Linked DNA regions of Homo sapiens: region 2 is linked to region 1. A link is a loop called in an ENCODE intact Hi-C map of the cell type or tissue named here. Cell type or tissue: OCI-LY7. All regions are shown on one strand. Region 1 overlaps GRIA1 (glutamate ionotropic receptor AMPA type subunit 1). Region 2 has its middle 71 kb from the start of LINC01861.

What was found. Hi-C counts contacts between places; a loop is a spot of excess contacts. Peaks named below come from ENCODE experiments on the same cell type or tissue, not always from the same donor. Only the 100,000 strongest peaks of a DNase experiment are listed, where the experiment ranks them.
Region 2: a loop joins it to region 1, with 2.0 times the contacts of the local background. A loop is called at or near these places in 3 of 110 quality-filtered maps.

What each region holds. Positions count from the first base shown.
Region 1 is chr5:153,493,581-153,501,580 of GRCh38, forward strand. GRIA1 (glutamate ionotropic receptor AMPA type subunit 1) reads left to right here. Exons shown (of 16, transcript NM_000827.4): 2 at 348-485. Among named protein-coding and RNA genes, the nearest start is that of GRIA1, 6.9 kb to the left of the region's middle. In OCI-LY7, CTCF peaks have their summits at 3,364 (motif pointing right) and 3,563; a DNase peak (open chromatin) is centred at 3,401.
Region 2 is chr5:153,824,428-153,832,427 of GRCh38, forward strand. No RefSeq gene overlaps it. Among named protein-coding and RNA genes, the nearest start is that of LINC01861, 71 kb to the right of the region's middle. RefSeq lists an enhancer at 372-912. In OCI-LY7, CTCF peaks have their summits at 3,227 (motif pointing right) and 3,426; DNase peaks (open chromatin) are centred at 584, 2,354, 3,234 and 7,734; H3K4me3 peaks cover 1,343 bases; H3K27ac peaks cover 3,114 bases.

The sequences.
Region 1 (8,000 bases):
ATGTTTATATAAGAGAATAGCAGCTCCTAGGTGGTTTGCACAAGGGAGGAAGAAGAGAAATGGCACAAGTCTCCTGTTTTCTCTGACTTTAGCTGAGTTGAGGGGTACACAATCAAATGTTTGAGCAAAGTAATAGATATTAGAGGCCCATGTCACAAAAAAGCTCATCTGTAGGAGTTTAAGTTTCAGTGTCCAGTTAAGCCTATTTGAACTCTCATCTCTACCACTCAAGGCTACAGCTAGTGAGTTTGGCATGGGGAGAAGAAAAGGACTCATCTGGAGTGAGTCGTGAGGAACTAAAACCTGTCTCTAGCCCATATACCATGTTGCATTTTCTTTTCTCATAGGGGGATTATTTCCAAACCAGCAGTCACAGGAACATGCTGCTTTTAGATTTGCTTTGTCGCAACTCACAGAGCCCCCGAAGCTGCTCCCCCAGATTGATATTGTGAACATCAGCGACAGCTTTGAGATGACCTATAGATGTAAGTAATTGCTTCTATTTCTGAGATGTCTTTCTGCGCTAGACCAATGAAAGGAGGGCCTGTGGGTAGGTGGTGGTGTTGCAAAAATGACTTCAGTTGCCATTCGTCTTTGTAAGAGAAAGCCCTCCAAGAAAAATTTCTAGAGGCTTCTGAGTGATTCCAGCAGTTGGCATTTTAGCCCCTGCAATGCTTCATGTAATGGATTTGCTTTTTCACTGTCAGCTAACTTTAATGCCAGCACGATGGGTGCTTGGGTTGACTGCATCTTCCCTACCTTGCAGAGGTTTTCTGGCACAGCTGAGAGAGTTTTACACATACGAATCTTCTGAGAGGCATAGAATTAAGGGTCCTGAGTTTGTGAAAATGTGGTTTAAAGTGCTTAAGGCATTTCCTATCTACATGTTAAATGGACAGAATGTAGCTTGATAAGAAATAATAGCTGAGAAGTTGTACACATCTGGTTCTTCATTTTCGGAAGTGACCAATAATTAAAACTTGGTGCCTTGGTCATTTTAAAAATAGCTTGAGGAAATTGGTTGTTTAAGGCACAGTTTGTAGGATGGTCATTGAGCATCAAACAGAACAAAGGTGGCCTCAAGAAGAAGGGATAGATAAATCTCTGACATCTGAATTGAATGCATTGTAAAATGTGGGCAACAAACACCATTCTGAGTTTTCCTGGCAACTAGGAATGAAAAGGAAGCCTGTGCTCACATGATTGGCTTTTCATGACAGATGAAAGCATAAAAATTAATCAGGAAACATATTTTCCCTTCAGGGATTAAGCTCAAGTAAAAATTTATGGCAGGGAAATGTGAGCTGAATTCACAAGAACAATTTGAGACCCCAAACTGGATTGAATTGGCACGATAGTCTTGGTGTGTCACTATTGACTTGGTGACTTCTGCTGAGCTGTCTCTGGTGGAAGTCATGGACCATATTTCCTTTGTGTCTTTCTCATAGTCCCACTGGTGAGTTCTCAATGATTTGAATAGGCTATGCTTTGAAGTCTCAAAATGAGAAGTCAGAATTCTTTCTATCCCAAAGACCACTCCTAAAATAATGTTGTTACAAATTCCAAGAACTATAATTATAGCAGATTTCATTTATTGAGAACTTACTGTGCATCAGAACTATGATAAATACTTTATAGTCATTTATAGTCACATTCATTACCATGTATTAAGCACTGACTACAGCCCATGTAATGCACTAATTGCTTTTTATGTGTTAGCTCATTTAATCCTCACAGGAGCTTTGCAGAGTACTAGACATTATCTTCCTTTTAGAGATGAGAAAACTGAGGCTACAACAGATTATATAACTTGCCCAAGGTTACTCAGGAAGCAAATGGTGGTTTTGAGACCTGAAGGTCCATGTTCCTGGATACTGTGACAGATACACTGATTCTTATGGTACCCTAATCAACTAGTGGGATTACCCAAGAAATGAAAGGGAATTTTCAGGGTCTTGTAAGGCAGAGGTCTAATAAAGTACCTAAGGAGAAAAACTTACAGTGTTTCAAACTGTAGCTATGATTTGCACAGGACTGGTCCATTGAATAAATAAAATAGCAATTCTTCATTTTGGTAATGCTGAGGTTGAAAATCTTATCTACTGTGTTACTCACTACCCTTAAAAAAATAGCTGAAGTTTAATTGCTGAATTTTAGTTCTATGAAACTATCTTTCTGGGAATCTAGAATAATACTGAGTAGCTATTTTGCTATTAGATAACCTTTCTTTACTTTTTAATGTGGCTTTGATTAGGGTCTTTGGAAGGGGCATTTGGTTGGGGGCATCAGTGTACCTATAAATGTTTAAACGCATATACATGTGCTAATTTATTTCCTGGAGCAGGGCTCCATAGCTTTTGTCATACTTTATAGCTTTTGTATTACTTGCATAGAGAATCAAGAATAAATAGCTGGTGTGTGTATTCACTCATGCTGCTGAGAAATATCTACAGCAGGTTTTGGTTGAAAGAGATGTGAACTGCTCTCCTAGTAGTGTCAAGATGTTGACTGGCACAGCAAGAAAATAAAAGACAAAAATAGGAGAAAAGGTTCTAAGGCAAAAGGTGGTGCTTCTGTCTTGTTATCTCAGCAACCTAAGACTTGATCTCTAATAGGGTTAATGACTGTTTATTAGGGAGACAGAAATATGATACAGACAATGTTGTTCATTTTGGTCAACAGGCCTGGAGTGGATGAATCTGAGTTCTTGAACTTGATGCTGCCATCCATGAACTAGTGTACAGGTTTCCATGAATTCCTGTCTTGTTCGTTCAGTTAATTCTTTAAGTGTTTCTTCAAAGCTATAAACTGAAATAGATATTGGAAATACAGAGATGATAAAATGCCCTTGCTCTCAGGTAGCTTACAGTCTAGTGGGAAACATTGTTATGGGGATTATCTGAGAAGCAATAATCTTATTTTGTGCTTAGACTTTGTGTTTCTTTTCTTTAGCTCCCAGATCCCAAAGGGGGTACTGGGCAAGTTAGGTGGAAATGGTGGCCTGGCTGGAGGAGCCTCTCTTAAATTTCATGTAAGGCTAGGAATACTTTAGGGCTGTGTTCACTGTGGTCCATTGGTTTGGGAAAACTTTACATCTGTCCCAATTTTAATTGAGTAAAAAATGTCAGTGGGAGCAAAGCAGTTTTAGGAAGAATGTACTCATTACTGATACATGGAAAAGCAAGAAAAGCATCTTATTCAGACTAATTTTCTGTGCTGTGTTTTTTGAAATCTGAATTAGTAGTTGCCTTAAATTAACTGCCCAATAAGTCTTAGATCTAGAAAATGACCAAATTTTATTTGTTTTTTTTTCATAATTTTTGCTGTCATTTGATTTTTTCCCTTTGCATTTTGCTATTCATTGTCCCTCCACCAGAGGGTGGAGAAGGGAAGGGAGAGGAAGTGTAATGGGACCTGTTCATGCTAGACATGTTAGCAGCAGGGGACTAAAAATGAGGAGAGGTGGTTATATGGTAGGGAAGGTGGGGAAGATAGAAGAGGACTATGGCTACTACTACTGGCCAAGGTGAGAGTTTGGTGCCTTCTTCGTGTTCAATCTTTCTTGCTTCCCTGGTCTGCCATTGTTAAAGAGTAAAGCCATTGAATCAGCAACCCAATGCCTTGGGATCTCCTTTAAGCACTTTTCCAAGCTTACAGGGGTAGAGTTTGGGGAGATTGTGCATAGAGAAGATATTTACTGATCAGCTACCCAGCTTATTTTGGTGCCTTTGTGGTAAGTGTAAATAAAGGAATAAATGAAATGCTGATTGAGATTATTACTATTAGAGGTCTGAGTAGCATAGTTGCAGCTTAATTCTTACCTTTTAATTTATTCACCTATTTATTCATTCATTCATTCAGCAAGTACATACTGAATGCCTACTTCATGCCAAACACTGGGCCAGACGCTAGGAATATAGGGGCCAGGAAAGAAGGCACAGCCTCTTTCCTTGTGGAGCTAACAGTTTAGCCCAGAGGTTCACAAACTTCAGTGCACTTAAAATTCACTCAGGGAGCTTGTTTAAAGCAAGACTCATGATGAACTTTTTACTTCTTGAATCAAGATATTCAAGAGTAGGCCCTGGAGGAATTCTATAGCAATTATTATGGGGATTACACTTTAAGAATCTCTTTAATCTAAAAAGTCTTCCATCCCTTTAGTAAGCATTTTTGAGCCCTCAACCAAACCTAGGCATGACATAAAGTGCTACAAATGCAGACAACAGTAAGTTGCATTCCCCACCCTGGAGTACTTTATCCATAGTAAGACATTTTCTATCCTGTAAAGAGAAAATTAAAATGTAATGTTGTAAGTGCTATAGCAGCAATTTGTATGGAGTATTGAAGATTCCTTGAAGAGTGGAGTTTGTCTCTAGGAGGTGGTGATTGAATTGAGCCTCAACGATAAATAGGGTTATCTATCTGCAGAAGGGGTCACCAAATATAGCCATCCACAAGCCAGTTCCAGCACAGAGACTGAGTTCTGGGCCCATACACTGTGTAAGAACCATGGAATTTCACATTAGAACTTGGACATCTTGTCTTGACTAATATTTTTAAATATTAAAATATCTGGCAACACTAGGGCCCAGGTCTATGCAGCCTCAATTTGCTGAGATGGGACAGAGTAAACCCCATCTACATGGCCTCTTTCCCAATCAGCCCATTCTTCCCATTTTCTTTACCTGCTGGCTTTGGCAAGCATTGAGTTTGCAAGCCCTGATTGATAGCACTGCAATGTTGTCTGTGTTGTGTCTTTATAGGTTAGCTTCACCACCAGAATATAAACTGCTGTCAGAAAGACCATGTATATCTATAGTTTAGTGTTGAGAACACTTGGAAATGCCTCTAATACAAATGAATAAATGTCTGTAGGAGTCAGGGAATTACACAGCATAAAAATGTTCAGAGCCTCAATGACAATAGGTGAAAGGTAGCAACCCTAACTACAGTGGGATGCCCTCTGTCATGGACCTACTGGGGAAGCCCAGGGGCTTCCTAACAAGACATTAGGCACTGGCAACAGAGAGATGGCCTTAGCTCTTGCCTGAACATGGCTCATCAACTTCAGAGTTGCAACACAGATTTGTTTTTCTTGACCTACACAATGCTTTTTCATATTTGGCATAAAAATCCAGATTTCTGGCATCTTTAAAAAAAAAACTTAGGGCATTAAGCAACCCTAGGCCCACATTCCTGCTTAACTTCTATTTTCTAGAGCTGAGAAGTGCTGCCCTTTTTAAATACATAAACTCCCAAGTTAACCAAAGTTTCCATTACTTCCTGTTTGATTGCTAGAGTAATCAAATTATGTTGTTTGGGCAGGCCTGTAAGTAGGCCAATCTACTCATACCTGATTTATATCGTCAGCATTCATCATTTTATTATTTTCTTCTAATAATATCTATTACTTACCCTGTCAAAAATAATAAAAGACACAAAAGATGTATAACTCCTACTCTCAAAAAAATTAGTGTGTATACAGTAATGAAGAGAATGGTGGCTGATGGTGGGATAAACAAGAATTATTTTGAAGACCTACTATGTGCCAAATACTTTGCAGATGTTGTCTTAAGTTTTATAACTGTCTTGAAAGGTGATTATCCCCATTTCATTGATGATGGTACTGAGACTGAGAGAGATTGTGTCTTCTTTATATTATGCAACAAATAAAAACCTAAGCTAGTATTTAAAGCCAGTTTGGGGGGCTCCAAAACTCAATGAGCATTCTCCTTTTAAAGATCTATGAATATGGCCAGGGGCAGTGGCTCACACTTGTAATCCCAGCACTTTGGAAGGCCGAGGTGGGCAGATCATGAGGTCAGGAGATTGACACCATCCTGGCTAATACAGTGAAACCCCATCTCTACTAAAAATACAAAAACTTAGCTGGGCGTGGTGGCACGCACCTGTAGTCCCAGCTACTCAGGAGGCTGAGGCAGGAGAATTGCTTGAACTCAGGAGGCAGAGGTTGCATTGAGCCAAGATCACGCCACTGCACTCCAGCCTGGCAACAGAGCGAGAATTTGTCTCAAAAAAAAAAAAAAAAAAAAAAAAAAACTATGAATATATGGACAGAGAAAAGTACCATAGCAGTGAAATAGCCCAACGGTAGAAGTGTCACAGTGGAATTTATGATTCAAGCTTAAGAGCTAAGTCTTCCAAGGCAGAAGCTATGACTGTGGATGATGAAAACTTCTTGGGGAAGGTGGAACTTTAGCAGGCATTAAAGGGTGGAGCAGATTTTGGTTGTGGAGTGGGAGGAGGGTATTTTGAGTGGGTAAAGTCACAATATTCCTCCTCGCCTCCCCTCAACCACTGCTGCATATGCTTGTTACCATGTGGTGGAGATTTGGGAGTTTGCCTCCTGCACCACACTATGTTCTCAGCTCCATGGCAGATGTCTACATTTCTCTGGTTAATGTTACAGTCTGAAGTTGGCTCCTCAATCTTCACCCGTGCCCTTACATTAAGGCACACAAGTGTTGACATTTGTCTGTGGTTGACTCTTGGCTCTTATTATAATATTGATAATCATCAGCTTTTATGGATAGAAAAATCCTTGTAAACATTTCTTTCCCTGACTAGTTTGAAGATCCTGCTGGGATGAGTGAGCTTACTGCTCTCCTCTCAGCCACTCAGGATAAAGTGATCATATAGCACATTTGGAAAACTGGTAAGCTTCATGTATTTGTTCATTCATTCATTCATCCGAAACCCTTTTATTATCACCTTCTATGGGGATATGTACTGTCACTGCCCCACTCCATACCTTTGTAGACAGCATTAGTTGATTACAGAATTTTTTCCCACTGAATCTACACGTGGCCTCAAATTGGTGACAGCTGATGCAAGAGATGAAATCCATTTTTCATTACAAGGCATTGCACTAGAAATTGAGAAAAATAAAATGCATTAGGCATTGATTTTCCTCTTAAGGGGCTCAGGTTCTTATAAAGGAAATAGGCATAAACCAAATCTGCCTCTCTTTCTCTCTCTCTCTCTCTCTCTCTCTCTCCCCCTCTTACATACACACACACACACACACACACACACACACACACACACACACACATTCAGAGGAAGGAAGGAAAACCTTTAGTTGGAGGGATTTAGGTTTCATAAAACAAGGACATTTGAGTTGAATTTGGAAAGATAGGTAGGATGTAGATGGGAAAATATATATGTATATATTTGTATACACACACACACACCCCACACACCTTCCTGTAATGGCAGGTTTGATGCAGTAAATAGCATACTGAGTTGAGATTTGAAGACATGGATTCAAATGCTGGACTACCTTCTTGAATCGTTTAGGTATAACCTTGGAGAAACATCCCCTCCCCCAAGCTTATTTATAAAATGAAGCTCATGGTCTCTGAGAGTCCTTCTGGGGCTGTATTTCTATGCTGGCAGCATATGGAAAACACCAGAGATATATGATTAATAGAAGTTCTCTACCTTTGGCTAGCAAGAGGATCCCTAAACAAGCTAAGTGTCTAAGGAAAGCTCTAGACTTCCCTTCCACCAACTTGCACATTCAGGGCGCATTCTGTATGCAAATGCTGAAGCATTATGCCTACTTTGGGGCCTCAGATGAATTCATTCAATATTTAACAAATATTTATGGAGTGCTTACTATTGTGAACAAAACTAGAAAGCAGCCCTGTGCTCATGGAGCTCACCAGCTAATAAAGGAGGCTGCCATTAGATGATCACATGAATGAGTGTATAGGTTGTAATAAACAATCTGAAAGAAAGGGCCATGATTCTATGAAAGCATATACAAAGGAACCAGCTCGTGCAGGAGGATGAATAGGTGCTTGAGCTGAGGACTGAAGGCTTTGGTGATGCAGTGATGGGAACAGGAGGAGTGTTTGAGAAGCTTCCTGGGCAGAGGCCTGGCCAGGCCTTGTAGGCTCTGTTATGGATTTTGATCTTTAGCTCAAACACTAAAGAACCCATGGAAGGGTTTTAAGCAGAGAAGTGCCGTGTTT
Region 2 (8,000 bases), 330 kb after region 1:
ATGGCACTCCAGCCTGGGCAACACATAGTGAGACCTCCATCTCCAGAAAACAAAAAACTCTAGAATAATGACCTTGTAAACTAACTCATGGTCCATTTTTCAAAAATATGGATTTACAATAAAAACCAGTTATTTATCTTCATTTTTCTCCCATACCCACTGAAGAGAGAGCTGCAGCAAGGCCAGTTTGCAAAATATTTTCTGCACATCTAGCCTCATTCTAGTCTCACAATAACTTTATGAGGGCAAAGGGTGGGCACCAACATCCCCATTTTACAGATGAGGAAACACAGGCTCGGAGGGATTTAATGGGTTGCCCAAGGCCAACCCAGAACTTTTAACTACAGCTCCAGAAATCTTCCCACTCCACTCTCTCACCAAGCCCAGCACATATTCAGTACTCAATAAATTAATGAATTAATAGTAGATGACTTAATGCAAGGACTATATCTCAGAAGGATTGTGCTTTCAAATTCTCTACATGTAGCGCTTTCCTTGCTGCAGAAAACGAAGACTCATTAAATGGTCAAATCTGCAGAAGCCCTTCCCCCTATTCCCCTGAGAGAGGTGTCAGCAGTGCCATTTCCTTTCAACTTGGCCTTCCCCACCCCCACAGAGTGTGATCAGCCCACCTGCAGGCGCGTTCATTTGCTCTTTTCTCATCTATCCTACAGCTTTCTCCTGTCCCACTGGCTAGCACACTGCCGAAGCTCACACTTTCCCTTGCCCCCTGCCTCTCTGGCAGCAGCATGAGTCATCTCTGCCCATCCCTCTCTCAATCCAGCCCAGTAGGACCGACAGTGGCAAGAAGCATATGTGGAATTCAAGCCAGAAGATCACAGGAGACTTGCTGCCCCAACCCCACAGAAATGACTTCCTGCTGCACTAATCTTATTATGAACGTGAAGCCATGCCTGTGCCAGGGAGGGAAAGGTGAAGAGAGACCGCATATGCCCAGGATTTAGGATTACCATTTTCTTCATCTTGGGTTAATCATACACAAGTTCCCAGAATCTTGAACTCTCACAATTACAACAGCTGGAGGGTCACTATCTTAACATGCCTCTTGCTTGCATTCTTCCAGGAACATGCATACTCACCAACCTCCTTCAGGTAACTGGGTTCACATATAGCCTGCTCAGACTTTTTTAAGATAAACATCTCCACAATGTTCAGTAATACCTTGTGTAGCCAGGTATGGTGGTTCGCATCTGTAATTCCAGCTACTCAAGAGGCTGAGGAAAGAGGATCACTTGAGCCCAGGAGTTCAAGACCAGAACTGAGCCACCCCCATCTCTAAAAAAATAACAAGACCCCATCTCTAAAAAATTTTTTAATAGTAGTAATACATCATGTGACATGATTTCCTCATTCTCCAGGGTCATGTTAAGGGTCAGCTAAGGCTATATGTGTGTATGTATGTATGTCTCTGTATTGTACAGGCAAGAATATTTGTAATCTGCAGCATGCTATACTGGTTGTAAGGTAGCATTATTGTTATTATTATTTCCATAGTTTGGGTTCCTCCTCTGCATTCTAGTGATGCTTCAGTTTGTCACTTTACCCCAAGGTAACCCCCAGATATCTCAACATCACCAACTCCCTCATCTTCAAAAAGAGAAAGAAGACAGCAGCTCATATTTAATGAGCACAGTGTTAATTAAGCACTTTGTATCACTATGGCATTTGATCCTCTTAAGAACCCTGTGCTGGCCGGGCACAGTGGCTCACGCCTGTAGTCCCAGCACTTTGGGAGGCCAAGATGGGCGGATCACGAGGTCTAGAGATCAAGACCATCCTGGCTAAGACGGTGAAACCCCATCTCTACTAAAAATACAAAAAATTAGCCGGGCATGGTGGTGGGCGCCTATAGTCCCAGCTACTCAGGAGGCTGAGGCAGAGAATGGCGTGAAGGTGGAGCTTGCAGTGAGCCACGATCGCACCACTGCACTCCAGCCTGTGTGATAGAATGAGACTCTGTGTCAAAAAAAAAAAAAAAAAAAAAAGAGAGACTGTGATTATCCTCATGTTACAGATGAAGAAACTAAGGCCAAGAGTAAACAAGTAACTTGCACAAGATTGAAAATTATAAAAGGTAGAGTTAAAATCTGGGTCCAAATCTGTGGGACTCCAGCTCCTGACCCTCTAACCATGAGACTACAGGGTTTTGGAAGTCACCCAATGTGAGAGGCCATCATCTGCTCTGTTCTGTTCATTCATTAGGAATTCGATACTTTGGGGAAAGGGTCCCTGTCCTCAAAGAGGAAGTGGTCTAGGAAATGGAGCAAGAAAAAAGCAGGTGGTGTGGTAGCAGGTGCCTCTGTCACTGTCATTCTCAGAGGTTGGAGCTCAGTCAGGACACAGAGTGCTGAGGAAGCCCCACATCTGCACTTTGCCTGGATGTTTTGTTAAGCAGGTGGAAGTTGGTGGTCAGGAAGACCTGGCTCCACCCTCCTGAGTCCCAGCTCTTCTCCAGGGCCATTGATGAAGTCATTCTTGAAGGAGGGGCCCACGAAAATCTCAAAAATTACAAAGCACAAGCTCTGGAAAAGGTCTTCATGTTTGGGGATGAGCCGAAAGCAGGACAGCATGCTAGCTAAGAGTGGAGAATATGGAGTCTTGCCTTCAAATCCTGGCAGTTGGATAACACTGAGAAGTTAGTTAACCTTTCCAAGCCTCTGCTCTCTCATCTATGAAACGGGTATGACAATGCTTACCACAAAGGGTTGACTAAATGACCTCAAGAATATAAAGCTCTTTGCACAATGCCTGGCATACTCTAAATCTCATATCTAGTCAATGTTAGTTATGATGGAAAAGAAGGAGTTAAGTAGCTCAGTGTGGCTTTTCATTCTCAAAAAGCCATTTTATTTTGAATTCAAGGGAAAAAAGAGAAATGTTTCTCAAAACTTCAAACCTTTCTTAATTTTATTCAACTGGCTCTCATGCAAAAACAAACAAATGAAAGCTATTTAGCTCTTGTTTTGTCCAAATCCTTATTTCACAAATAAGGAACCGGGTCCCAAAGAAGAAAAAGAACTTGTCCAATGTCTCAGGCTAAGTTGCTGGCAGAGAGTCCAGAATTCCAACAGCCTCCCATGACATTTGTTTCCAAGGCCCAAGATCCTTGAGAGGAATTGTGAGAAGAGAGGAAGGCAATAAATACGCCGCCCTGCAACAGCTGAGACAGTTTGAGCTGACTTCACAGGCTGATTCTGCATCTAACAAAGCACCACCCACAGAGGGCACCACTTACGCAGATACCAGGGTTCAGGATGCCCAAACTGTTTTCTTTCCTCCTGGACCATTTAGACTAGCATCAAGGGAAGTTAACATCAAGCCCCCAAATGGCATAAATATCTGTGCTTAGAATCAAAACCTAAAAGAAGTGATATTGTGGTCAATCCAGGACTAAAATCCAGACCTCCTAAACATTCCAATTAGGGACTTACCAACCCACCCAGATGGCTGTTCTCATTTTCATTACTGTGTGACAAACTTGCACCAAAACTCAGTGAAGTAGCCAAATTCTGTGGGTCCAGAAGTGGACAGAGCATGGCAGGGACATCTCTTCTCTGTGCCACAGTGTCTGGGACTGAGGTGGGAAGACTCAAAGTTTCACAAGCATGACTCATACACACACACAGGAATTTTCTAGAGGTTTCTTTGCCCTCCTGTCTGGTACCTGCATTGGGATGAAGTGAAGATTTGGTCTGCCATTTACCCTGCATGTGGCCTCTCCACATGACTTGGGCTTCCTCACAGCATGGCAGTTCCTAGGTAGTCACAGCAGTTCAGGCTCCAAGCAAGGGTACTCCCATGAACAAGGAATACTTTTTATGACCCACCCTCAAATGGGTGGCAACACTTAGCACATGGCATAGCTTCCATCATACTTTACTGGTCAAAGCAGTTACAAGCTCACCTAGATTCAAGGTAAGGGGATGCAGATGCCACATCTCAATAGGAGTGTCATCAAATTCGCAGGCATTTTTTTAGAGTGTAGCTGCCCCTTGCATGTGTATATCACCAGCCTAAAAATGCCCTTTCAGCTCTGCAAGCTCAGTTCCATATTTTATAGCTCCTCCATCCTCAACCCTACAAATAAAGCAGGAACACTGTGCTTAAACAAAATAACATTTTATCTGAGTCCTGACCCTTGACTGGGGCTCCCTGGCAGGACTCTGGTTAGGGTGGCCACTTACTTCCATGATATTGTTCATTCATACCTTTTATTCTGTCTCCTAATCTACCCCACTGCTAAGACGTTTCAGTTCTATTTCAAAATATATCTGGAGTCCTTCCACTTCTCCCCACCCCCACTGATGACAGCCTTATCAGAGCACATCACTCTCCTGCTATCTTTCATCAACTTCTGCTGCTCTTAGAGTGGAATCTAACTTTTGGTCCCCCAAGAGCATTAGTGTGCAGGACCTGGCCCTGCCTACCCTCTGAGCTCACTCATCTCACTCTCCTTCTGGCTTATTGTTTTCCAGCCTCACCAACCTCCTCTCTCTTCCTCCAAGCCATCTCCAGGCCCTTGCACTTGCCCCTCCTCCTGGAATGCCCTTTCTGCAGCTATTTGCACACCTGCTCATTCTGATCCTTCGAATGTCAGCTCAAATGTCTCCTCTTCGGAAAGGCTTCTCTGAGCACCCTCTCCATACACCTTTGGTCCCTTCATGCCAGTCATCATAATCTGTAATGAATATGACATCTTTATCTTTGTGTTTGTTTTCTGATGAGTGCAGGGACCTTGTTTTCTTGTTCCCTGCTCTGCCCCTTGCACCCAGAATCCTCTCTGGTCCACAGCATGTGCTCAATAAGTATCTGTGAAATGAATGAGCCAGATGTAATGCTGCATAGCTTGTGGGAGCAGAAGAAATTGAGTCCATAAGTTTATTTATTCTTAAAAAGCAAATTACAGCAGTCCCCTATACTTGCTGGTGATTCCACCGGTCAACAAAGAATGTGCTTTATAAAACAAAATAGAAAGAATTGAAGAATGTTAGTGCCTTGATAGGGCCCTCAGAGATCATTTAATTTCTCATTTTGTAAATGAGAAAACCAGAACCCAGAGAGGTTGTGGGATTTTACCCAAGATCATAACCATTTCTTCATAGCACAATCTTTCTTAGTATTTAATTTCTTTAATTAAACAAGCAATTGTCCACTGAAAAAAAATGAAAACTATATAGAAATGTCTCGTAAAGATTGGACCTCCCCCGTTCTCACTCCATACTCCAGGAGGGACCGCTGTTTCTACTTCGAAGAGAATCCTTTCAGGCCCCTTTGTGTGTGATTAAAAACACATATGTGCATACTTACGCATCTAAATCTTTGCCGTAACACTTCACTATCTTGAAAATTACCTTAGACTTAGAAATAAAAAGACTTCTTTATGAATGCATTATTTTAATTACCACCAGCTGCAGTGGTTTCAAGGAAAGGGATTCCAGTGTGTGCTACTCAGTAACTGAGGGAAGAAAGCCCATGGGGCATTTGGCTGGTAGGAGGACTCTGTGGGATTGACCACCCAGGAGCCACGGTTGGGGGTGGAGGGGTGGGGGGGAAGGTTGGGGAGGGGATGCAAATGAACTTTGCTCTCCTCGACCACTCAGGACCTGCTGATTTGGGTGGTAGGTGAGATTCTAAACTTTCCTGATGAATAAGTGCTGACTGATCCATAAAGAATGATTAGACAGCTGAATAATCTCCTATATGCTTCATTGTAGGATTCAAAACTAGAAAAAGGAAACTTTTCTAAGGGAAAGTGCTGAAGAGAACCAGGAAAAGGGAGGTAGAAGAGTTCAACAATTAACAATGGGAAGGCAGGAGTCAGACAGGCTGGGTTCAAATCTTGAGAGCCTCGCTGAAGCTTGGTTTTCCCATCGGTAAACTGGGGATGACAGAAGTACTAATGGCACTGGGTACATATGTACCACCCAAGCATGGGGGATACTTTTATTTTTAATTTTCACTCATTTATTTATTTATTTTTGAGATGGTGTTTCACTCTGTCGCCCAGGCTGGCATGCAATGGTACAATCTTGGCTCACTGCAACCTCCACCTCCCAGGTTCCAGCGATTCTCCTGCCTCAGCCTCCCAAGTACCTGGGACTACACACACATGCCACCACGCCTGGCTAATTTTTGTATTTTTAGTAGAGACGGGGTTTCATCATGTTGGCCAGGCTAGTCTCGAGCTCCTGACTTCAAGTGATCCAATGGTGGCTACTTTTAAAGTGAACAGATGGTAATGACTGTGCTGGGTGCCTTCCATGTTACATTTCATTAATCAGATGAAACAGAAATTGAACTTGGTCAGGAATCTCAATGATCCAAGATCTTTAAAAAATAAAAGTTGTTCATTATACCAGGCTGAAGAGGGCAGTGGGATGAGGAAGTGGCATAACAAAACTTGTATTCTTGTTCTCTGCAACAAGAAGACTGTGGAGAAACCTCATGCCCAGCCTCTCTAAGTCCAAGTTAGCCCATCTGTGGATAATAATACTTGCCCTACCCCTAAGGATCATGTAGTATATGGGATGCTGTGGTGTATTGCAACTGACACAGTATAGATCTCACTAAATAGAGAAGGTGTGAATGAATTAATACATGGATAAATGGAAAGACATGGGATGTGGAAAGAGTCGTCCAGGCTGTGAGGTTACCTACTAAATAGCCTTGTGAGTCACTCTCTCACACCCAAGTTTTCTCATCTATGATTTGAGATGTTGATTCTTATCAACTATAAGACATACATTTTTCACTTTGTTAGCATCTCCTATAGGGATGGTGGAGAAGCTCAGCCCTGGGGAAAAATATCCATGAGGCAAAGTGAGTGCAGTGCCTAGGACCCATAATACTTTTAGGAACCCACAAAGTGTGTTTAGTTTATTTCAAAATAAGAAGAAAAAGATAAACTTTTAGGTCAAAAAATCTTGTAATATATAATATTAGTAAGTTAATCTGTATACCAATAGTCATAAAAAGTAATTTTAAATATTTTCTCTGGAAGGGAACCACAAAAGTCATAACACAACCCTGGCTCAGCCCTCCACCTAGCCCAAGGTGATAACCTTGGAAACCTTTTATTGAGACCCTAGCACTTCATAGTACACTACCTAAGAATCACCACACTCTCCTAAGGGTTGTTAGATAAAAGAAGGAGGTAACTTGGTTTGAGTGTCCTCAAGGAGTAGAACACAGACAACTATCAAAGATGCTGCAGAGGAAAGTCCTTGAGTGAAGGTCAGTTTGCATCCCCTTCTAATGCCAATAGCTTATGATCATCAATCAATATTCAATTTGTGTCTTCCTGACTTTCAAACACATATCCTGATATTTCTCCAACTAGATGTTCCTTCTGCAATGAAGGTGAGATGGCAGAGAACCCAACATGAGGTTGAATTATTCCGAGCAAACGTCCCTGGCCTCATGTGTCAATTAAAAGCCATTGAATTTTAGGTCCCCCTCACCTCTGAAATTCTTAAACAAGAAAGATATAAAAAGGAAATAAACTATATGAAGGTGTAGATAATAAATGGTTACATTTTGCAGCAGTGTTCTTACATTTAGAAAACACCAAATCTTTTATGCTAGATTTGTTTCTTTTTTTAATGGTAGAGATTTTAAGCTGCTCAATAAAGTCCATTTTCTCTTCTTCCTAAAAGTCCATTTTCTCTTCTTCCTAAGTACACAACTGGACTACATTTCCCAGCAGCCCTTAGATGTGGCCACATGACTGAGTTTAGCCAATGAGAGATGAGCAGAAAAAGATAAGCGCCACTTCCAGACCTAAACCGTAAAAAAAGCCCCATGCATGGTACTTAATGCTCTTTTTCTCATACAGCTAATGATTGGTTGACAGCATGAAGCAGCAACCCCCACCCATCAGAACTTCTTTTGACTGTTATGTAAGCCAGAAATTATTTTGTTGAGCCATTACATGTTTGGATTTATTTATTTATTGCTGTGATATGGCCTGCCCTAGTTAT